Regions from separate parts of the Mus musculus genome. Here region 1 is linked to region 2. A link is a loop called in an ENCODE intact Hi-C map of the cell type or tissue named here. Cell type or tissue: heart. All regions are shown on one strand. Links, peaks and the distances in the headings refer to the core of each region. The heading gives the core; the rest is flanking DNA.

Region 1 (16,390 bases), core at 4,695-12,694, 77 kb after region 2:
CTCCTTGCTCCACAATGCCTTCTTGCCTCTTGTCCTTTGAGAGTATTTTAAACCGTGGTTCCCTGAGAGACTATAAATGTGGTCTGCCTAGAGCCTGCAGATTCCTGAACTGTTGGAATGTTCCTAAATCTGACACCAGAGAGAGCCGTATCGGTGCACAAATATTTTCAGCATATGTTACAAAATGACCTGACACCCTCTGCTACCCTTGGGAGCCCTGACCTGCAAGACAATCCCCTCATCTGTTGCAAATACCTCCGTCTTCAACATACCTCTCTATTCGTAGATACACCCCTCCATAGACAGATCTGGACTCAGGGACTCTGAGCTGCAGACGGGGTGGGGGTTGGCGATGCAAGAGGCAGACACCATTCTGACTTCCTCCTTTGCCCTGAAAGTGTCAGGGTGGACATGTGAGAGGAGAGGAGAAAAGGGCCCGAGCTGAGTGAGATAAGAGGTAACAGATGGTAAGAGTTCAGCCATGTGGACATCCTCAAGCTTTGGATGGAAACTTGGAAGAACCGAGTCTTGGATCAGGTAGAAAGGGGGAGAAAAATTGGTCCATATTAACTTCTTGGATAATGAAGTTCAAGTCATCTGGGAAGGAGAAAGCCATACTCTTTTAAGATATCTTTGCTAGTTATCATCAATGGTATCACAGGGCTTGTCAGAAATGGGGCCACTTGGGATTTCATGAGCATTCATTCCTGATGTAACTGCGTGGACAGGATGGCTAGGGCTGGGAACTGCTATCTGGATAGGAGGAAAAGTGTTACGCCTCTAGATAGTCAACCACCAGCTTCCCTGCCTCCTTTCCTTTCCTTCCTTCCTTCCTTCCTTCCTTCCTTCCTTCCTTCCTTCCTCCCTCCCATCCTGCCTTCCTTTCTAGATCTTTATGCTTACATGCCTTGAGCCAATGAAATCTAGTGAGACTGCAAGACCCTGGGCTGCTGGATCTTTCTGTCTCTTTGCTGGAGCTCATGAAGTGGCTCAAATCCTGACAAGGTTCCGCCAGCTCTCCACTCGCACCCTTCATGCTCCGGGTAAGAAAGAGAAGCCCCGGAAGCCCTGGATGGGGCCGGCCTGGTGTTCACCTGCCTGGTGACAACAGCAGCTCGGCAGTTCCTATGACTGACATTGGTTGTGAGAAGCTGGGGTCTGTAGCTGGCCCCAGGATTTTGCTGTACTGGTTCAATGCATGGATCATACTTTCAACTTTTTTTTCCTGTAAAGAAATTCTCTTAAGAGGTTTCTCTTTGACCTGAAGTGACTTAGGGCTTTGTACAAGTCAAACCCAATCCACAGGCAAGTTAAGGGATGGGACAAGAGCAGAAAAAAAAATCAGCGAGAGATGCTGCCAATCCCTTCTCTCCTGCTACTGTGCACAGGGTGGAGTGTTGCTTCCTAACTGCCCACCTGCACTCCTTGAAGCAGTTTTTCGTAATTCTCTCACAAGTGTGTGTTCTAGAAACGCTTGGGGGCGAGGCCGGAGAGTTGGCTCAGTGGTCAAGAGCACTCGATGCTCTGCCAGAGAATCTGGGTTCAGTTCCCTGTAGCCACAAGATGGCCATAACCATCTGTAACTCCCTAATGTCTACCAGTCTCTCTCTCCAAGCTCCAAGAACACTGAACTCACATGCAAAGATATGAAGGCAAACACTGCATTGCTCCACCACCTCGTGACACCACTTTGCTTCCGACTTTTGATACATTTTTGACGAAGACAGTATGCAATCTGATCATTAATACCCCATCAATACCTTCAGAGACTGCTGCATCCCACAGTTCCTCTGACAGACAAACCTATCCTCACACATTGCTCCACGCTCTCAGTCACAACCAGAGTATGGTTTAAAAAGAACCGGTTTTTTTCTTGTCCTCTGGGTCAGAGTACAACCTGTCTTTCTCTTAGAAGTGTATCTCTAGATGAACAGCCCAGACCTGACATCTGATGCTGTCCCAGTCCCAGCTTGTTAAGTTTGACATTCTTCCTGTACGGCTTTGAGCCCCCTTTCCTGTCCTGAGACCACAGGTTTCCCAGGTTCTCACTCTGTGTGAGTTTTGAGGAAGGAAGGACATTGAAGAATCCATGACTCCCATCGCCCTTGTCATTGGTCACTTGGTCATTGGTCATTGTTGTGGTCACTTGGGCGAACAGTTACCATGTGTGGTCGCTGGCCCCCAGGACTCCAGTATAGCATCTCAACTAAGATTCCCTTCCGTCCCCTTTTTGTGCAAAGCTAAGCGAGAAGCCTTCTACAACTTTCTATCCTTACATTTTCCCCTAAGATAAGCTCTAAGCCACTTGTTACAGACCATGTGACAGTTCCTCTGCACAGTGGATCTGTATGAGCTACTCCTACCCTCCCTCTCCAAGACAGACCAGCCATGCTTGTCACTTTCCTGAAGAAAACACCAAAGGCAGGGATGTTGGGGGCAAGGCTAGAACCTACAGAAATACTGCAGCCTGTGCTTACATCTGAGTGGATGGCTCCTCTCCCCCGCGCAGGAGGCGAGTGGCTACCTTCAACCAGCTCTTGACTCTAAGGCAGCATGCAGACAGTCATAATGGAACCATGTTTGTATACCTCATGAACTACTGAAACCCCAGCCTCAGACAAGGTTCTCTTTGTCTTCATTGTTAAGGACCTCGGGCTGGGTCCTGGTGCAGAACTGTTCTCGGGCTTGAGGACGGTAGGTAGGAGATCCAGAAGCTGTTCAATCATGTGCTTGAGAAATGTGATGCTTCTAATGTTTAATATGTATGTGCTGTGCACAAACCATAACATGTCCCAGCAAGAAGTTAAAGGTCTTTTTATACGTTTCTCTAAACTGTTTGACTCCGCCCCTCCTATTAAAACTGACAACAAATCTCTGGGTTGTAGTTAATTTTTTTTTTTTGTCAATTGTCTACCCCCTATCTGAGAACCAGGAAGTGGGGGCAATGTGGGGGAGGCAGACAAAGGTTTTTGGTGCTGTGGATGATGAAGGCAGGAAGAAATTGTGGGGAGCCCATCACTCTTGTTACTAATAGGGTGTTTGTCCAAAAGGGGAAAAGGAAATGATCAAATACATAAGGAAGCTACAGTGCCTTCTCTCTCTGCCTTAATTATAAGCAATTATTTTCTACATTGGGACCCATTTATTCATGCACACACCTAGAGCTACTTAATGAGTGGCTCATCCTGAGTTGGAGTAAGTTTGGAGAATACAGGAGAAGCACAGCAGACCTCACCCATTCGCTCAGAGATAGGCATTGTAAAAACTCATGTGGGGGTAGAGAGATGACTTAATGGTTAAAAGAACCTGCTGCTCTGCCAGCAGACCTAGATTTAGCTCCCAGTATCCACAGCTCACAACTCTGTTATTCCAATTCTGAGGGCATTGTGTGCACATGGTACACTGACATATGTAAAGGCAAAATACTCATAGGCATAAACTTAAAATATGTACATCATATATATATATATAAGCTCACCTTGTGGGGAATGAGAGGAGTTGGGAGAAAAGACAGAAGAGGAGATTATGCAATCTCTCTCTTCTTCCCAACTCCTCCCATCCCCCTCCAAGTGATTTTATTTTTAATATTGCAAAAAGAATTTGGGTGAGGACAAAAAACCATCAGATTACCCCATAGATCCGCAGGCCCACTCCATAGACTCGAATGGAACTCCAAGCAGGTCCAGGGGCCCATTTTTACTACGTGTTCCTGGGCAGCTCTGACACTGAAAATTATTGTCTAGCAGGAGGAGTAGAATGGCAGAACTTCTGAGCAAGGGGAGCCATCATCCCTTATGAAGTCCTTCCCTAGGACTGAGTAAAGACACTGAGGACAAAGGACTGTAAGCCCTTCTACCCCTCACAATGCCCTTCCTGGCTTCCCATCACCAGGCCATTACTAGTCCCTTGCATATTCTTGCTCTAACAATCCCCTCTCTCACATGCTTCCTCCCGTACCACATGGCTTCATCTGAGAGATGCTGGGCTCTGGATACCTCCAGACATTCTTGGAAGAACCTTGTGGTGCTTGGCATATTCCTGAATTTATTCATGCAGTTCATATTTCTAACCTCCTTCTATGTTCCAGAACCCATGCTGGGCCCTTAGAATATAATTTTGACAAACTTTACATGGGTTTATTGACTCCCAAGGAAGGTGTGAAATAATTCCAGGAAACAAGAATGAAAGTATGGAACCTCCTGTGTAGTGGGGAGCTTAGAACAAGGCCCTGACCTCACACATGTGGATCAGAGAATCCATCCTGAAGAAAGCTGAAATTTTAAGGGTGTTTGACTGAGGGTAGGGGAGAAGCTGGGTGCTGGAAGGCAAGAGAGAGGGAGTGTCCAGAGATGCTTGAAGGTAAAGCTACTAGGGAATGGGGAGAGAACATGGCGTCCTCTTGGATCTAAAATGTAGTCATTGTTGCAGGTACAAAATGATAGATCTGGGTGGAGGAGGCAGTGTTGATGGGGTTCAGGATGCTCAGGAGAGGCAGTGAGAGACTGTGCTGTAAAGATTATGTTTGATCCCATCACACATCCTCTTTGTGAGACCCCTACCTTCAGGCCTGTAGACTCCTGACCATAAGTGAAGTTAAAGCTCTCAGATATATATATGTGTATATATATATATATATACATATATATATATATGTACACACACACACACACACACACACATATATATATATATATATATATATATATATATATATATATATATATATATATATTAATTGTTATTGTATTGTAGTGTAGTGGCTTAAGTGAGAATGCCCCCCTTAGGCTCAAATGTTTGAACACTGAATCCCCAGCTGGTGGAACTTTGGGGGCAGAGTTAGGAGGTGTGCCCTTGCTGGTAGGAGCATGTCGTCGAGGGTGGACTTGAAATAACTTGGGAAGCAAAAACAAATCGGAGGCTTCCAATTGAACTGTCTCAGGTTAGAGGAGACTCTGGAAGGATAGATTAGTGGTGGAGGGAGGGAGAGAGGCATTGGACCTACCATCTCAACCACAGCCCTGACCCCAGGATGCTGCTTACAGGGTGAATCTACGCCTCCACCATTGGCTGAGATGAACCTTGGAGGGCTCAGATTCTCTTCATGACAATTCATGATCCCTAAAAGGGTCAAAGGAAGCTAGCTTGTCAGGCCCATCGCAGCATGAGACTCCAGACCAAACATATGTTGACATGGACATAGATCAAAGGGTACTGCCTCACCTGAGAAACAGACACCCACAAAAGGACAACTGTCTTTCCTTCCCTATGTCTTAGAAAAAAAGAACCATGGTGACAAAGAACAATTACATATCAGATATCCAATAGTTTTGTTGTTGTGACAACAATATCCCAGGAATATGCCATACTCTATCCATACTCACTCAAAACATCTGTCCTGGTTATTCTCTAGCCTTACCCCTACCCTACTCTACCCTGACCTTACCCCTACCCTACTCTCTACTCTACCCCAATCTCTGGAGACAATCAGGGTCTCACAGCCCATCCTGGCCTCAAGCTAAAATGCTCCTGCCTCAGCCTCTCGAGTCCTAGATTTCTGAGTGTGTACCACGATGCCCAGCTTCTCCTCCACTCTCGTGCTGAATGAAATTGCAAGACATGCAAAACTCTCAATGGCCAGTGGTGTTTCAACATGTAATGGTATTTCATCATAACACTTTGGATGCATCCCTGATCCCAACCCACAGTGAATTCAATGCTCAGTTTAGGAAAAAAAGTCATACAACCAAAGTATGGAGAGGTCCTGAAGTAGACAAAGTGGGTGTCTTAGTCAGGGTTTCTATTTCTGCACAAGCATCATGACCAAGAAGCACTTGGGGAGGAAAGGGTTTATTTAGCTTACTCTTCCACATTGCTGTTCACCACCAAAGAAAGTCAAGACTGGAACTCAAACAGGTCAGAAAGCAGGAGCTGATGCAGAGGCCCTGGAGGGATGTTCTTTACTGACTTGCTCAGCCTGCTCTCTTATAGAACCCAAGACTGCTAGCCCAGGGATGGTCCCACCCACAAGGGGCCTTTCCCCCTTGATCACTAATTGAGAAAATACCCCACAACTGGATCTCATGGAGGTACTTCCCTGACTGAAGTTTCTTTCTCTGTGATAACCCCAGCTGTGTCAAGTCGACACAAAACTAGCTTGTACAGTGAATAAAGGACCATTACCATATGGGAGGCTTGAAGAGGGCCTAATTCTCAGAGCTGGCCAACTGAGGGATTTATTGTCTGTATCAATGATTAATAATTAGTAATTTCATCAAAACTTCTTCCTGTTTTGGTGGGACATTCCCTCTGCCATGGGCCCTACAAACTTCCTGAGTCAAGATTGTTCCAGGTCCCCAAGTCACAGATGTTGCCTGTTTCCCTGGAAGTGCATTAATGCCTACATTAGTCATCTTAAACTGCCAGCACAAAATCCTGAAGATGGCATCTTAGACAACAGACTAATTTTCTCAATGTTCTAGAGGCTGGAGTATAGGGTCAAGGCTAGATGGCAATGGTCTTTAGTGAGTCCTGGCCTGCTGGCATGCTTTCCTCATGTCTCTGCTCACAGCTTTCCCTGTGTATGAGAAGAGGAACCTTGGTCAGTGTCTTTTACTACCCTTACAGATCCACAATCCTGTCAGATCAGGACCCTTCCAAATGGCTTTAAGTTTAATGGCCTCCTTAATGACCCCCATCTCCAAATACAGTCACATGTGAGATCAGGGCTTCAACCTATGAGTTGGTGGATGAAGGAGAACAGTCTATTGAAGAGTCTCGTTGCCACCTGGGGAAGCCTGACCTCATATTTGATGTCATTTTTAACAACATTCCAGGAAAATGTCAGTGGTGGGGACATGGGTTACATTCTGGAAGGTTTCTGCCATGCACATAAACAGCCCCAAATTGGGGACCCTATTCTTGTGGACAAGTGAGATAGGCTGTTACATCTGAAGCAGGGATTTTGACATCTAGGGGACATTTGATAGTGTCTAGAGACTATTCTGGTTATCACAACCACTTGATGGATGCTTCTTAGTATCTAGGGGGAAAGGGCAAGGGATTCTATTGCACATCTTACATCTGCTGAAGAACCCCAACACAGAGAACCATTTGGCCACGAATAGCAGTGGAGGCAAGGTTAAGAAGCCCTCTGCCGTGGTGGAACAGCCATGTTGTATGATATGACCTTCTCTGTGGAAGACCCTCTTGCTCACACCCTGGGCTGGGAAAGAAAGACAGGAAAGAAGCGTTTATGTGAGCATGGAAATTCCCACCCTAAGCAAGCCCCACCTGGAACTCCTAAGCGTTATGGATTTTCAGGTTCTGCCTAGAGTGGAGGGTACATAGGTTGGCACTGAGAACAGAGATCCAGGGGAGATGGGGCAGTGTGAGAGGCCAGAGTCGTGGGCACAGGAAGTGAACACTCACTCTTGTTGGTGTCCATCATCACCTTTTGTTCTGCCATATGGGGATCAGGCCTCCTCCATCACAGGTCAGCAGGACTTTGCTTCTGAACAGAAGCCAAATAGGATTTCTTCTTACATAACTTGAATTTTATTTATTTAAAAACTTATTCTTTTCAATCCTTTCTAAAGTTCTTAAACTTTTAATTTTATGATCATGGGTATTTTTCCTACATGTGTCTTTATAACATGTGTGAACCTGGTACCCTTGGAGGACAGAAGAAGGCATCCCCTGGAACTGGAGTAACAGACAGCCATGAGCCACCATGGTTCCTCTGGAAGAACAGCCAGTACTTTTAACCATTAAGCCATCCCCCCCACCTTACCAAATCATTGTCCTGATTATAAAATTAAGACATCTCCTTGGTCAAAAATGTAGAAAGCACCATTATTATGGCTTAAATCGTAAATGTCCCCTCCAAGGCACCTCTGCTGAACAATTGCTCTCCAGCCTCTTGGCAAACATTTGGAGGTCATGACATCTTCAAAAGACGGCACCAGTGATCTGGAACTGTGACTTCATGCTAGAGCACCTGCTTAGCATGCACAAGGCCACGGGTTATTTCTCTAGTATAAAACTATGGGGGTCTTAGTGGGAGAGAACATTCAGGGTTGAGGAGTGGGCATTTGAAGGACATGCCATATTCCATCCTCTTCTTTGCTTCCCAGCCAACCACAAAGGGAGCAGACCCTGTACGCATGCTTCCCCATAATGAGTGTTGGACTGAAGCATCTGTCAAAGTATACCTTTCTTGGGGCTGGAGAGATGGCTCAGTCAGTTGAGAACACTGACTGTTTTTTTTAGAGGTCCTGGGTTTAATTCCCAGTACCTATATGGCGGCTTACAACTTGTAATTCTAGTTCCAGGGTATCTGACACCCTCATACAGAAATATATGCAGAAATACAAACACCAGTGCACACTTTAAAAAAAGAGTACATGTTTATTTTAATTTGCTTTATCTTAGGTAATTTATTACCTAGCCTGAAAGCTGGCCAAAGCCCCCAGACATTAGGAAGTAATCTCCACTAATAATCTTCCCTCCTGAAGGCCATTGCGGCTCCGATGTCAGCACTTCCTCCAGCCTTCCGTATAAAACAAATTTAATATGTGGACAAGCACAGCTGAAGGGTGCTATTGCAGAGCAATTTTATTTCTGTCTCTCGTTGCTCTTTTTAAATTCAGTCAGTGGTTAGTGTCTCTAGATGCAAAAGAAGGCAGCCTGGCAAATTGTCTGTCCCCTCACAGCTATCTGAAGAACCGTGGAGTCCTCTCAAGCTGCAAAATGCAGTGACAAGTCAGAAACAATAAATCCAGGTAACAGAGTGGAGTGCACATGGCTCTTCATTTACAATAAGACTCCTCCCTTGGATGCGAGGAGGAGGGGAGATTGTGGCTCCTTTCTTCTCTGTCCTCCAGTCTCCTCCTCTGGACCAATGGATGCTGGCTGCAGGTGAGAGGGAGACCCCCACGTGAGCAGGTCTGTTCGAAGATTCACTTGTGTTTTCTTGGCTTCCAAAATGCCCACATTCTCACTAGGAGTGGCTTTGGCTTCCTCAGAGGCTCCTGCCTCTGTAAATCCCTTGCTTCCACAGTCCAGTGACTTTATCTTCTGTGGGGGTCTTTCCCCTCAGTCTGCCTCTTTAGAAAGCCAGCCACTCACTGATGCTTTTTCTCTGTGCTCTACTTGCCTAGGCAAAGGTTTGGGGTAGGACCTCCATCACCTTCACTAACAGATGTCCCAAGCTAGGTTCTCCAGAAACATGCCTGCTTCATGAAGCCCCGCCCCATATAATTCTGTTTAAAATATTTCAAATTCATATGCAGCCACTGGGAAGAAATGAGAGGCAGCCAAATTAGGGAGGAAATTTGTAGAAAAGAATGTTAATTATTTTTTAATCATCCTGGAAGATATAAATGTATGCTTTCTGTAAGCATACCGACTGGGTTATGAGTTTCTTGGCTGGTTGATAAAATCCTATTTGAGAAACGAAAAATGTAAACATTCTACGCAGTACAGAACGCTGTTCATCAGAAAATGCTAAATTCCTCAGTGCATTTCGAACGCTTTAGAAACTCCAAAATTTCCCCCCAAATTGTCTCTTTCTACCCTTCTTTCTGTGTTCTTCCACGTGTGTCACAACGCTGCTTATTTTTCTGAATAAACACACTTCGGTTTTCCAAGCTTCACTTCCTGTCTCCAGCACCGTGGGCTCTGCCCCCTTGTGGTTGTTACCTAAGCTGTACTCATCACTACAGCCTAAGCAGGGCAACTGTGAGTAGGGGCTTGGGTGCTGGGTTTAGGAGTAAATAGATCAGTCCCTGCCTAGAGAGAGCTCGGTGATGCTTAAAGTCAGAGCCCACTTAAACTTGCTGAAGTTTATGGAAGAGGGAACTGAGGCTTACACAGTTTGCCTAGGACTTTGCTGAAGTGAGTCACTGGGAAGAGAGGGTGATGAGACTTACAGAAGAGCTGGGAGGAACGGGAGGGAGAGGGAACATTCTAAACGAAGAGGGCCCCTGTCTGGGCTCCAGTCCCAGCAAAGCATGGGTTCTGCTCAGTGGAGGCCGAGAGCATGCACCGATGGCATAGACATCAGGAGTCAGAGACTTGAGGGCGTCGTTCTAGAGATAGTTGGTCCTAGGCATGCTGTGTCAGCCTCAGTCTCCTCTTCCATGAAATTGAACGGGAGTGAAGGTTAAACTGAGAGTTCCGCACTTTCCTCGCCCTTAAAATGAGTTAATGGAGTTGTTAGTGGCACAGGGTGGCTCAGAGAAAGGTACATAAAATAGATTACCAGACAAAGCATTTGCTGGTAATGAATCACAAGGGCATTCATTTTTAAATGACCCATTGGTATTTGTCCTAGTTAGCTTGAATTGTCAAGTTACACACAGCCTAGAATTACCAGAGAGGGAAGCTTCCACAGAGGAACTGCCTTGTTCAGATTGGTCTGTGAGGATGTCAGTGGAGATTAGCCTCGACTATTGAGCTTTGGTGCAGGAAGACCCGGCACCATTCTTAGGTGGAGCTTGTGAGTAAACGAGCCAGCATTGTGTTCCTCCACGATCTCTGCTTCAAGCTCTTCCCTTGTTCCTGCCCAACTTCTCTTACAGACTGGGACCTAAAAGTGACATTGAATAAATCCTTTCTATCTCTAAACTGCTTTTGGTTAGAGTGGGTTTTTGTTTGTTTGTTTGTTTGGTTGGTTGGTTGGTTGGTTGGTTGATTTTTTTGTTGTTGTAGTTAAATCACAGCAACAGAATCAAACACAGGCATAGCTATGACTTTACCATTTTACTAAGGATGAGAGCTAATTTGCATACTGTGAGATGGCTGTACTTGTCTGTCTCACTCAATCCAACCCCAAAGCGCTGATGCGTGCTGAGTTCTACAGTAAGAAATTAGAAGTCTGTTTTCCATAATTAAATCTTTATGCTTATATAAAGTAGAAAGCTGTGTTGTTGGGGGTGGAGGGAAGCAATCTATAATACATGGCCATCTGGAATCTAAGCTGGGAGTGGGTGGTGGTACAGGTAGCATCACAGGCATGTGAGACACAGAAATGTACACTATGTTTTGGTACCAAAACTATGTACTATGTCTTGGTACCAAGGCTGTAGTGCATGACTCGCCACATGCAAGCAGTGCCACACACACCAGATTCATTTCGAGCTTGATTTTGAATTTTTATTTTTAGTCATTGGGCATTGATTGAGAATTGTTTATTGTTGCTAATTTTTTTTCACAACTCCACACTGAGTTCTGTGACTCCACATTGGGTCATGAGCCCAGTTTAGGAAGCCCTGCCCTAGAGAATGGGTGGCGTACGTGGATGGATGGGCAGAGAAATGAGAGTTGAAGACAGAATGTGAAAGCTATGCTAAGGAGCCACAAACTACCTTTTAGACAGTGGTGAGCTGCCTGCCGTGGACATTTGCCACCAAGAAGCGTGACCCAGAGAGAATCACAGGAAAAGGATAACAGACTGGAAGGAGCTAATTAGTGAATATTTCCGGCTACTCATTGGAAACAATGGCAGAGTGTTTACAAAGAATGGTGGGCAAGAGAGGCAGCAGGAGGCTGTGTTCTGGGGGCTTCTGTTCTAACAAAGTGGACACAACCACTGGTCCACCTCACAGCGCAAAATGGTTACACATCATGGCAGGCTGGCCAGGAGTCAAGCCCTGGGGTCTCACAAGCTCTCTTGGTGTCATCTCTTCAGTCTGGTTTGGATCCTTACCCTGCTGCCTTGCAGAATCAATACATGGATCTGATGAAATCATAGGCTAACGTGTGTGTGTGTGCGCGCACACACACACACACACACACACACACACACACACACACACACGTTTAAAGAAGCTTCAGTCATTACAGGAGCAAGGATGATAGTGTGTTTGTGGTGATGATCTGAAGTCATCTCACAGTGGACTCCTCTGGCTGACTTGGCCCTTCCAGCACAGCAAGACAGAGTGGTTCTGCCTCCTTTCCCTGCTCCAGAGTAAAGACATCCAAGTGAAGACCGGGACAGGAGCTGGCTCAGTGAATGCTGGGTGCTTACAGACAGGCTAAGCCAAGAGTCCTCAAGGGAGCCCTCAGGTTCCTTACGGGAGGTGCTTGCTTGTCACAATGACTGGGGAAAGTGACTGTCTGCCACGGACTACCCCAATAGGGTATAGGGGTTCCTGGGACAAGGGTAGGTGGATAAGGATTCGGCAGTGACAAACAGAAACACAGTTTGAATCTGAGTGTATTTTGTGGCTCTTAATCGAGGGTTTTTATATATAAAGAAACAACTATTACAATTCTGAAAAGATGGGTTCAATGAAGCAGTCACTGGTAGGACAGACATCATCATAGTCATTTGGCACAGGAAAGCACAAATATCATCCAAGGCTAGTGGCACAACTCCAGCAACAGGTTAATACATTGTTGTGGTCAGTTATTATTCAACATCTAGTACCTGTTCTTTCTGTAAATCTTCAAAATGTAAATTTAAACTATCTTAATTCTTTTTATTTAAAGCTTTCTAGAACAATATACCAAAGCCCACTTCTGATGACACACGTGTAGCCATATGAAACTTATTGCTGGGAAAGATTTTTGTTTTTGTTTTTTTCTGTGATTTTTTTCTTCTTTTTTTTTATTAATTAGGTATTTTCTTCATTTACATTTCCAATGCTACCCCATAAGTCCCCCAAGCCCTCCTCCCCCCCTCCCACTTCTTGGCCCTGGCGTTCCCCTGTACTGAGGCAGATAAAGTTTGCAAGACCAATGGGCCTCTCTTTCCATGGATGGCAGACTAGGTCATCTTCTGATACATATGCAACTAGAGACATGAGCTCCGGGGGGGTGGGGGGGGGGGAAGGGGTATTGGTTAGTTCATATTGTTGTTCCACCTATAGGGTTGCAGATCCCTTTAGCTCCTTGGGTACTTTCTCTAGCTCCTCCTTTGGGGGCCCTGTGATCCATCCAATAGCTGACTGTGAGCCTCCACTTATGTGTTTGCTAGGCCCTGGCATAGCCTCCTAAGAGACAGCTATATCAGGGTCCTTTCAGCAACATCTTGCTAGTGTGTGCAATGATGTCAGCGTTTGGGGGCTGATTATGGGATGGATCCCCACGTATAGCAGTCTCTAAATGGTCCATCCTTTCATCTCAGTTCCAATCTTTGTCTCTGTAACTACTTCCATGTGTGTTTTGTTCCCAATTCTAAGAAGGAGCAAAGTGTCCACACTTTCGTCTTCATTCTTCTTGAGTTTCATGTGTTTTGCAAATTGTATCTTGTATCTTGGGTATCCTAAGTTTCTGGGATAATATCCACTTTTTTTTTTTTTATCAGTGAGTACATATCATGTGAGTTCTTTTGTGATTGGGTTACCTCACTCAGGATGATGCCCTCCAGGTCCATCCATTTGCCTAGGAATTTCATAAATTCATTCTTTTAATAGCTGAGTAGTACTCCATTGTGTAAATGTTCCACATTTTCTGTATCCATTCCTCTGTTGAGGGGCATTTGGGTTCTTTCCAGCTATTACAAATAAGGCTGCTATGAACATAGTTGAGCATGTGTCCTTCTTACCGGTTGGAACATCTTCTGGATATATGCCCAGGAGAGGTATTGCAGGATCCTCCGGTAGTACTATGTCCAATTTTCTGAGGAACCGCCAGACTGATTTCCAGAATGGTTGTACAAGCTTGCAATTCCACCAACAATGGAGAAGTGTTCCTCTTTCTCCACATCCTCGCCAGCATCTGCTGTCACCTGAATTTTTGATCCTAGCCATTCTGGCTGGTGTGAGGTGGAATCTCGGGGTTGTTTTGATTTGCATTTCCCTACTGGGAAAGTTTTTATCTATCATTACTATCTTGTAAATGATTTATAAAGTGAAACACTGGTTTCCCCGGAGATAAGGTCATGGCTAGTGCCCCCCATCTCAAGGGATGCTCTCGTACCCATTATTCTCACTAAAAACTTTAGCCTAGGCTATCAGGAACATCTCATAAGTAAGAAAAAGAATAAAAGAAGATAAAACAGATAAAATGCCATGAGAACTACGGCTCAATATTTTTTTCTCTGGCCAAGAGTTCCACAACTGGTTCGAGGAGGACACCTTCCCTTGAAGTTTTTGCCTCAGTCTGTGGAACTTGTCACACAGATTCCACTGGGGTTGGCGTGGCAGCTGTCAGTGGCAGAGACTGAAAGCAACGGTCTCTTTGCAGAGCATGCAGTCTCCATGATGAAGAATTACTCTGCTCAGCCTTTGGAATGTCACATGGCTAAAACAAGGGCTTGTGAGTCTGAGCCAGAGTCAAATCTGCTCCACAGAAGGCACAAGGGAGTCACGGCGTCCGGAACTTTCCAGCTAGAGTGTGGATGGAGAGGAAATATGATGATTTCTTTTACTTGAAACCCTTGAATCCTTTACTGTTTTGGAAAAATCATATTAACATAACCATAGTGTATCATTCACAGAGGCACTCTCTCTGTGTCTGTGTCTCTCTGTCTCTCTCTTTCTCCGTGTCTCTGTCTGTCTCTTTCTCTGTGTCTGTCTGTTTCTGTCTCTCTCACACACACTTTTATTTAACCCTATTTCAAATCTCAAAAAAATCCATAGATAATTTTCAGCAGAATTTTTTTCTTGTTCTTCCTTCCTAATTCCACATGCATCTATGTAACTCCATGTGAGTATCTGTGAAAGCCATGGTCTCCTTGTCCTTGTTGGTTGAGGCACAGTCTTCTCCTGTGGCCCTTGTTGTCCTGGAACTCCAGACCTTGAAGCCTCAGTCTCTAGACAGGAATTACGGGTGTGTGTCAGGACTCACTGCTTCTACTGTCCTGTTATGTAGCTGTGTCCAAGTGTTTAAGGCATTGGACAACAGAGTATGTTAAGCTACTTACTTGCCTTTTCTTTCCCCTGCAGTTGAAGCTTTTATGAATGTATAGGTGAGTTGAATCGACTGTGAGCTTCATTGCACATAGTAAAGATGACAATCCGGAATTTTTGTTATTGTAAGTGTTGGGTGTCAGGGTAGAGAGCTGCTGAATTCCATCTTGCTACTAGAGAGTATGGAGACCCATCACCAAGTGACTCATCGCCCTCCCTGGCCTCTTCCTGATGCTTCCTTGTAAGGTTTTGTCTGATCAGTGGATAAATGTGTCTGATCTGAATTTAGCAGAGACAGGGTGACCAAAGTTGGGACCTTGGGGATATACCAACAGTATTGATAGATATTTTTACTCACTTCCAAACCCCACATTAACTCATGAAGCTTCTATCTGAGGCTGACGATGGATCCCTGAGTCACGAACAGTGTACAGAGTCCTCATCAGGCTGAGGGAGCCAGTGATCTGAGCTAAACGACCAGGACTAAATTTAATCGTACTGAGACCCTTCTTACCCCATCTGGACACCTCTGGTGATTTGCCCATCACCTTGGAGTCCTGGTTTACAAGAAGATGCTGTATTTATAGACCATCTTTCTGGGAAGTGCAAAGGCTCTTTTTGGAGATTAGCTCATTGCAGCAGGGGTGGAGGAGAGCAAGGGAGCCAGAGGCTGGTACTCCTAACCCTGTAAGGCAGAATAATGAGCAGCTGTGGAGGCTGAGCCTCTGTCTGCAGTATGCTCTCCTCTGAGTCCCAAAAGCCTCTCTTGGCCTGACTGGCACTGAGCTCCAGGAAGAGTCTGCTGCTTCTATGATTCTGTAGTTCTCATGGCTGTTGCAACCTGCTGCAAGCTGGCTGCAGCCCCATCTGGGGGCTTTCTGTATTGCTCTGTATAGATACATATAATATAGGATTCCCTTTTTAAAAAAAGAAATGGGATCTTTCTGTGTTACTGCTACCCATGAGCTTCCGGGTATAACTGAGACTTTAGGTGTCTCCATCACGTCTGACTAAAAAAAAAAAAAATGTATTTAAGGCAGCTAAAGTTTGGCGAGTGTCTATCAAGGGTCCATTGTCATTGAAGGCTTGGTCTGCATGGTGACACTGTGGGTGAGAATAGGGCCGTTGGGGGGTGGGATTAGTAGGAAGTTCTAAGGTAGAAGGTCTTGGTAGAAGACTTTTCTGAAAGAATCAAGTCCTAACTATCTTTAGTCTCTGAACTCCTGTTTAACATATGGACTTTTGTTCCCATAGACTTCCACCATAATCCAGTGTTCCCACCAGAGGACAAACCAACAGAGACTCAAACCTTGACCAATGTTAGACTTTGAATCTCAAAAACAGTGATCTACAAAACCTTTTTATCTATGTAAGTCAGCTGCTTCGGGCATTTTGTTGTAGCAATGCAGTGCTGATATATGCACCAAGTTGATGGCATTGGGTAGATGCTTACCATGTGTAACCACCATCACCAATCCTCTTTATGACTCTTTTACCATCATTCTGTGCCAATCTGTAAACCACCGATTTCCAAT
Region 2 (8,000 bases), core at 1-8,000:
CCGTCTGGATGTGTGTCTGTCCTCAGATGTTGCCTGTGTGCTTACACTGTCTGGGTGTGTTTGTCCTCAGAGGTTTTGTCCATCCTTGCTCCTGCTCTGCAGCTTGCTTTTTTATTGTTTCACTTTTACCTTTTAAAAGCAGACATCTGTTGATGCAGACTGGCCTGGCTTAGCTAGCAGTGACCTTCCTTCCTGTGCCTTCTTGGTGCTGGGATCCTGGGTGTGTGCTACCATAGCCAGCCCTTCCCCCTCCTGCTTTCTACTGTAGGTATTGGATTAAGAGATTTCAGCAGGGAGTGGCAGCCCATGTCTCTAATCCCAGCACTTGAGCAGTGACGGATTCATCTCTGAGTTTGAGGCCAGCCTGGTTTATATATCGAGGCACTACAAAGTAAGACCTTGTCAAAAGAGGAATATATTTAGCCAGAGAGCAATTATGTGCAGAAGTTAATGGGCCATCGCTATTTAGAAGATTCACATTTTGTCAGCAGGGCAGCAGATCTGTTATCTATACAGTCAGTGCCCAAACGGCTCCATTTTGTATAGTAGCTGGATGCTGCTCTGGGCTGGAACTCGGGTTTGCGAGTTTTTCTCTGCACGCAGCCCCATCCTCAGCATCCAGCGGTCTTTGCACACCCGTGCCGTGGAGTGAGAGCTCTCTGTGCAGCTGTCCTCGCACAGCAATGGCGTCTTGTTTTCTGTCATTTGCTGTGGGTCAAGCCATCTACTGTTTAGCTACACCACAGCCCTGGTCTACCTGTGTCCAGGTCGGTTGCCTGTCAGTCCAGCTCCAGTCTGGAGCAAGCCTTGTGTCTGGCTCGGATGTCAGTCATTCGAGAGGCATCTCTCATCTCCCGTCCCGTGTTTCCTTGGACACAGTTTGTGGAGACTGATGAGAGAGTTCAGGTGCAGGAGTCTGTGGCTCCGACCTGGGCTAAAGTGACTTCTACCCTGCACATGACCTTTTAGAACTCTGGTGAGATTTTTGGCTGATTTCTGTTGACATCCTTGTATGACAACACCCTTTGAAAAGTGTGCACCGATGAAAGCAGGCTGTCCTCATGCCCCTGCCCACCTTTGGGACCATCCACTTTCCGTCATTGCCTAGTGCCATGGGTTTGAATTGAGCAGTTATGTGGTCATAGCTTCTCTAGGATAACTTTACCCCAGAGCAAAGAAAACTGTCTAGTGAGAAGAGAATGCATCCAGACAGGGAAGTGTCAAAGGAACCTTTCGGTTCTTGATTTATCTGGCCTTTTAATTAAAAGCACTTAAAACTGTCTTGTAAATTACTGTTATTATAATGGTCATCATCATTATCATTATAATCGTGTGTGTGTTTGTGTATATGTGTGTGTGTGTGAATATGTGTATATGTGTGTGGGTGTGTGTGTGTATGAGTGAGCAGTGGGAAAATTAGAGGACACTTGCAGAAGTTTTTTTCCTCCCGCAATCCGTCCTAGCATCAAACTTAATGCTCTGCCAGCCTTGTGAAGCAAGGGCTTTTACCTGCTGAGCCATCACAGCAGCCCAAGGTTTTAATTTTTAATCTTCATTGCTGTCACCTCATCTATTTTATAATTTTGTTTAGAATTTGCCCTGTCTTGAGAATTCTTATGTATGTCTGATATGGCTTTTAATGATATTACATATTAGTTCCTCAGCTAATCCCTGAATCATTTTTAAACCACTAGGAAATACTAAGTGGAGATGTGTTAGTTGATATTGTAATGACTGAAGAGAATCATCCGCATTGCTTGCTCTGAGGAGGAAGTAGAGGACGTGTGGGGCTTTCGGGAGCCGCTGCTGCTGTGCTCTTGCTTGTCACCGTGGATTAACATGACTTTAGGGAGAAATTAAGCTCTGTGTCAGCTGTTCAGTTCTCTCGTTTCGTGGCGAGCTTACTGTTCTCTGACAGAACTTGTGGTGACTGTGCAATGGGTATAACCGTAATTGTATTAATTTCAGTGAAGAGATTAAAGTGCAGCCGAGTCAGTTCAGAGAGTCTGCGGACGCTGCTGGGAGGATCTACGAGGAACAGAGGAAGCTGGAGGAGAGCTTCACCATTCACCTGGGTATGGGAGCTCCCTCAGCAGCACAAGGAGCCTCGGGCGGACGTCCTGCAGTGAGCAGGACCTGCCCTCTGTATCTGGCCCCAACTCACCACCCGCTCCACAAAGGCTAGAGTTTATGTTCTAGCTAACATATTTGCAGATCAATTATAATGGCTATTAACATGGGCGACGGGAGAGCCACTTTTAGTTATTATTTGGGACATGGATCTACCCACAGTCTTGTCACAGACGTTTGCATCCACTATAGGATTTCTGTAGCTGTCTCGGTGTCTCTCTGTGCTGTCCACCCCTAGGAGCCCAGTTGAAGACCATGCACAACCTGCGGCTGCTGAGGGCAGACATGCTGGACTTCTGTAAGCATAAGAGAACTCACGGGAGCGGCGTGAAGCTCCACCGTCTGCAGACAGCACTGTCCCTCTACTCCACGTCTCTCTGTGGCCTGGTTTTGCTAGTAGATAATCGAATTAATTCATATAGCGGCATCAAAAGAGGTGAGTAGGTACCATGCAGATCTATCTCACCACATTTCTCTCAGTAATTCCATTTTTGTAGAGGAGTCTCACACTGTAGCCCATCCTGATCTTGAACTCAAAGCAGTCCTCCTGCCTCTGCTTTCTAAGTGGTGGAGTAACAGACAAGTAAAAATAATAATCTAACTATAAGTACATTTTTTATTTTAGAACAGGGCCTGCTGAGTGATCTTACCCAGTGTCCCCCATGCCGTCCAAGTCAAACAAAACCAGCACTTCTTATTGTTTACAGACACTGGGGATAGATTATAACCATAGTGTGTGTTATTTAAAGATGACTTGGAGGTGTATTAGAATGTACTTCTGAGAGTGGAGTGTTGGGAGAAATTGTTGTACCCACACATTCAAATGTGCGGTTATTACAAACAACAAGAAATCATATTTACAAACTTCATCTCCCCCTTAGATCTCATTTTCTATAAGTAAATGATAAATTTTTGATGGTTTACACTTAGAATGATGCTTTGGATCCCTTAGATTTTGCCACAGTTTGCCAAGAATGTACGGACTTCCACTTCCCACGGATTGAGGAACAACTGGAAGTTGTCCAGCAGGTGGCGCTGTACGCGAGAACCCAACGCAAGAGCAAGTGCAAAGAGGCCCGCGGTCAGTGATGCAGCATCCTTAAAGCCCCTAGACACCAACCACTAAAGCACGCAGAGTTCATAGCAGCGGGGCTTACAAAAAACCCAAAATTTAATATCTTCAGAAGCTAGGGGTTTTCCCCCAAATTTTCTCTTTCTTTCTTTCCCTTTCCTTTCTTTCTCTCTTTCTTTCTTCCTTTTTTTTCTCAGTTGATTTTTCTTTCAAGATCTTTAGTAAAAACCATGATAAAATTTCATTGCCATACTTAAGTAAGAGCTTTCGAAAAGTTTGCTTTCGAACCACACTGTCTCTAATGGCTAGACCATGTCTATAAAGGGCATTAAAGTCACAGTTAAAATGGAACAAACCCGAGGTTTTCCGTGTTCATATTTTTGTCTGGTGCTAGGGATTGACTGCAGCCCCTTCTCATGCCACGCATGTGCTGGTCCACGGCGTGCACCCCAGCCCTGAGCCATCTCTGGCTTTGTGACTTTAGGGCTGTTTTAGTTGTTCTAGAGAGAGAGAGACAGAGAGAGAGAGAGAGGGAGAGAGAGAGAGAGAGAGACTGTTGTGGTTAAAAGACTCTTTTTCCCTGTATTTATCTACAATACAACGTCCTTTCAAATTACTTAGAATTTTGTTGGAAATTTTTCAAACGTACTGAAGTATACTTTATAATTACTTCTACTTCATCTACCCTGCCCTAACTTCTGAAATTCTAGAACCTTCCAAAAGAGTGCCACCAATTGGGAAGCTAGCATTTAAATCATGAGCCAATGAAGGATGCTATGTCTTCAAATCATAGCCACACTAATCACCCCAAACTAAGCAAAGTGTCTGTCGCCCGAGAGGCTGCTCCTTGGCTCCCTGTGGTGAGAGCATCAGGGCTGTGCCTTGATAAGGGTCACGTATGTAGTGGGTCATAGCCATATTTTTATGCATCAGCTCTCTGAAACTTATTCAGCCTGTAGAACAAACTTCATATCCCTTGACCAATATCTCTGTGTTTTCCCCTTCCTCATCCCATGTTAGCTGTTACTTTGTTCTGTTAGTTCAACGGTTCCAGACTGTCCTCAGTAAGTCTTCCTTCTGGATGGTGCTCCAGGAGCACCAGGAGATGCTGCAGTCCACGGGCAGTACTGAACTTGCATCCATCCTAGTCTTTATTACATGTACATAACTTGTCAGTTTTCACCTTTCACTTAACGGGCTTCTCTTTGTCACATCTGAATCGTCAGCATCGCTGGTCTCAAGCTGTGAAACCCAGCAGGTAGCAATGCACACTGTGAATCCACTGGTCAGAGGGATGAGTTATGTCCTGAATGGAACAGAATAGGGTGGTGTGACACTTCGTCTTGTTGCTTGGATTGGCATGCAATTGAAGACTTGTGAGCTGTTATCTTTGGAGTTGTTTGATGTTTCTGAACCACAGCTGATGGTGGATAACTGAGACCACAGAAGGGAAAACTGAGATGGAAGGGGGCTGCTGCCCCTCCTTCCTATCCTGCCTGCCTGTGCCTTCCAGATATGTTTGTATGTACAGAAGCATGTGTGTCTAGTTGTCCTTCTTACACAGTGACACTTTGTATACATGTGGCTCCGTAGGCATTGCACTGAGGGCCTGCCCTGGAGGCCAGGCCCTCAGTCCAGAAGCCCCTTCGTGCCCTTTGCTGTTGTGTAGTAGTGCATTGCAGGTACCTGGGGCGGGTCAGTCCCCCGTGAGTAGGTATTTATTCTTCAATATTTAATTGTAAGCAGTAGTACATAAATAACAATAAATAATTGTGGCTCTGCTGGAGCACCATTACATTTCAGGACCAGGACACCAGTATAGAGGTGATCCCAACAGAGGACTGTGTAGAGTAGTTCACGGTGTCTTCTTATGCTGTTATCCTCTTCCTCCACCTCCCAAGCAAGTGATGATGTGGTCAGAAATATGTTCCCATATATGTTTTAAAATGTTTAATGCATTTTAGTTAGATAATTTTCTCACTTTTCCCTTCTCTTTGCTCCCTCAGCTCCGTCCAAGGATTTTTAATCTCAGTCGTAGTGACAGAGTGTGTGAAGGTGGAGGTCATGGGTGTGGGCAAGGGAGGAGGATTTTACGTCTGTGAGCTATAGCGTGCAGTACACGACAGGGAGTTTGAAAACCACCTACATTTAAGGTGGCACGTATGTGGCTTGGGATTTTGTTCTTGTGAAAGCAACTGTGTTGTGATTTGAATGAGGCAGTAGAGTAAGGCACTTTGTAAAAGACCAACTTTCTTTTTTTGTTTGTTTGGTTGTTTTAAGATGGGGTCTCAGTATGTACCCAGCCTTCCCAGAACTCACTGTGTAGCCTAGGCTAGCCTTGAACTTGTGATCCTCCTCCTTCAGCCTCTTAAAGGCACTTGTATGTTATAGAAAGTCTTGGGAAAAAACTTCTGAGTCTTCTTCATCTGCACACGACTACATTTTTTGTTCATCACGCTTGCATCCTGATATACAAGTACCTGTTTATTCTAAGGTCTCTCATTCATTTTTTACTGTGGTTGTTATGTTCATTGTATTTTCATAGTTTATGATAAAACATATGAATATCATATTTTCCATCAAAATCACCTCCTTTTACTGCTAAGGAACATGTGACTCGTAAAAACCTGGGCAGAAGAGTGGGCTGTGAGCTCCTCTCTTGTTTCTTTTTCTCTTTTCTGTTTATTTTGAGATTGTATTTTAATTACGTTTCTTCCTTCTCTTTCCTCCCTCCACACCTTCCCATCTACCCTGCCCTCTATCCTTAAAATGTGTGCTCTCTTTTCTTCATGAGTTGTTACTGCATGTAGATATTGTATTTGTATGTATATATTTATTCCCAAATGGAACCTGCTGAGTCCATGCAACACTATTGTGTGCCTGTTTGGGGAGCTGACTGTTTGCCACTCTACAGCCATTTGCTGTGCTCTCCCCTGGGTCTGCTTCTGATAGGGAGTTTGTCCATTCCCTGTGTAATTAGAATTGGAGAGTTCGCTCCTTGAAGTCTGTGCTATAACCCACTGCTTACTTGCAGTCAGTTGCCAGGCTCTGCTCTGCTGCATGAAATACGCATACAAACCACTCCGAGCTTTCTGTCCACCCATCGTGCTCATAAACTGTGTGTTTAGAAGACATACTGGTGTAAGTCACTAGGCAGCGTTACACAGCTAGTGTGTTCAGACAGGGAGTGTTACACAGCTAGTGTGTTCAGACAGGGAGCGTTACACAGCTAGTGTGTTCAGACAGGGAGCCTTACACAGCTAGTGTGTTCAGACAGGGAGCGTTACACAGCTAGTGTGTTCAGACAGGCAGCCTTACACAGCTAGTGTGTTCAGACAGGCAGCGTTACACAGCTAGTGTGTTCAGACAGGGAGCGTTACACAGCTAGTGTGTTCAGACAGGCAGCGTTACACAGCTAGTGTGTTCAGACAGGCAGCGTTACACAGCTAGTGTGTTCAGACAGGGAGCGTTACACAGCTAGTGTGTTCAGAAAGGGAGCGTTACACAGCTAGTGTGTTCAGATAGGGAGCGTTACACAGCTAGTGTGTTCAGACAGGGAGCGTTACACAGCTAGTGTGTTCAGACAGGGAGCGTTACACAGCTAGTGTGTTCAGACAGGGAGCGTTACACAGCTAGTGTGTTCAGACAGGCAGCGTTACACAGCTAGTGTGTTCAGACAGGCAGCGTTACACAGCTAGTGTGTTCAGACAGGGAGCTTAACACAGCTAGTGTGTTCAGACAGGGAGCGTTACACAGCTAGTGTGTTCAGACAGGGAGCGTTACACAGCTAGTGTGTTCAGACAGGGAGCGTTACACAGCTAGTGTGTTCAGACAGGCAGCGTTACACAGCTAGTGTGTTCAGACAGGCAGCGTTACACAGCTAGTGTGTTCAGACAGGGAGCGTTACACAGCTAGTGTGTTCAGACAGGGAGCGTTACACAGCTAGTGTGTTCAGACAGGGAGCGTTACACAGCTAGTGTGTTCAGACAGGGAGCGTTACACAGCTAGTGTGTTCAGACAGGCAGCATTACACAGCTAGTGTGTTCAGACAGGGAGCGTTACACAGCTAGTGTGTTCAGACAGGCAGCGTTACACAGCTAGTGTGTTCAGACAGGCAGCGTTACACAGCTAGTGTGTTCAGACAGGGAGCGTTACACAGCTAGTGTGTTCAGACAGGGAGCGTTACACAGCTAGTGTGTTCAGACAGGGAGCGTTACACAGCTAGTGTGTTCAGACAGGGAGCCTTACACAGCTAGTGTGTTCAGACAGGGAGCGTTACACAGCTAGTGTGTTCAGACAGGCAGCGTTACACAGCTAGTGTGTTCAGACAGGGAGCGTTACACAGCTAGTGTGTTCAGACAGGGAGCGTTACACAGCTAGTGTGTTCAGACAGGGAGCGTTACACAGCTAGTGTGTTCAGACAGGCAGCGTTACACAGCTAGTGTGTTCAGACAGGCAGCGTTACACAGCTAGTGTGTTCAGACAGGGAGCGTTACACAGCTAGTGTGTTCAGACAGGGAGCGTTACACAGCTAATGTGTTCAGAAAGGGAGCGTTACACAGCTAGTGTGTTCAGACAGGGAGCGTTACACAGCTAGTGTGTTCAGACAGGCAGCGTTACACAGCTAGTGTGTTCAGACAGGGAGCGTTACACAGCTAGTGTGTTCAGACAGGGAGCGTTACACAGCTAGTGTGTTCAGACAGGGAGCGTTACACAGCTAGTGTGTTCAGACAGGGAGCGTTACACAGCTAGTGTGTTCAGGCAGGGAGCGTTACACAGCTAGTGTGTTCAGATAGGG

Evidence for each region. A loop is a pair of places that touch in the nucleus more often than their neighbours do. Peaks named below come from ENCODE experiments on the same cell type or tissue, not always from the same donor. Only the 100,000 strongest peaks of a DNase experiment are listed, where the experiment ranks them.
Region 1: it touches region 2 in a loop (6-fold over the local background); 13 of 42 quality-filtered maps call a loop at or near these places.

What each region holds. Positions count from the first base shown.
Region 1 is chr6:127,025,317-127,041,706 of GRCm38, forward strand. No RefSeq gene overlaps it. Among named protein-coding and RNA genes, the nearest start is that of Fgf6, 18 kb to the left of the region's middle. In heart, for the core only: a CTCF peak has its summit at 9,694 (motif pointing left); no DNase peak of the experiment used is centred there; H3K4me3 peaks cover 290 bases; H3K27ac peaks cover 456 bases.
Region 2 is chr6:126,952,767-126,960,766 of GRCm38, forward strand. It overlaps D6Wsu163e (DNA segment, Chr 6, Wayne State University 163, expressed), which reads left to right. Exons shown (of 14, transcript NM_138594.3): 7 at 1,969-2,075; 8 at 2,369-2,566; 9 at 3,083-3,211. Among named protein-coding and RNA genes, the nearest start is that of D6Wsu163e, 17 kb to the left of the region's middle. In heart, for the core only: a CTCF peak has its summit at 3,143 (motif pointing right); no DNase peak of the experiment used is centred there.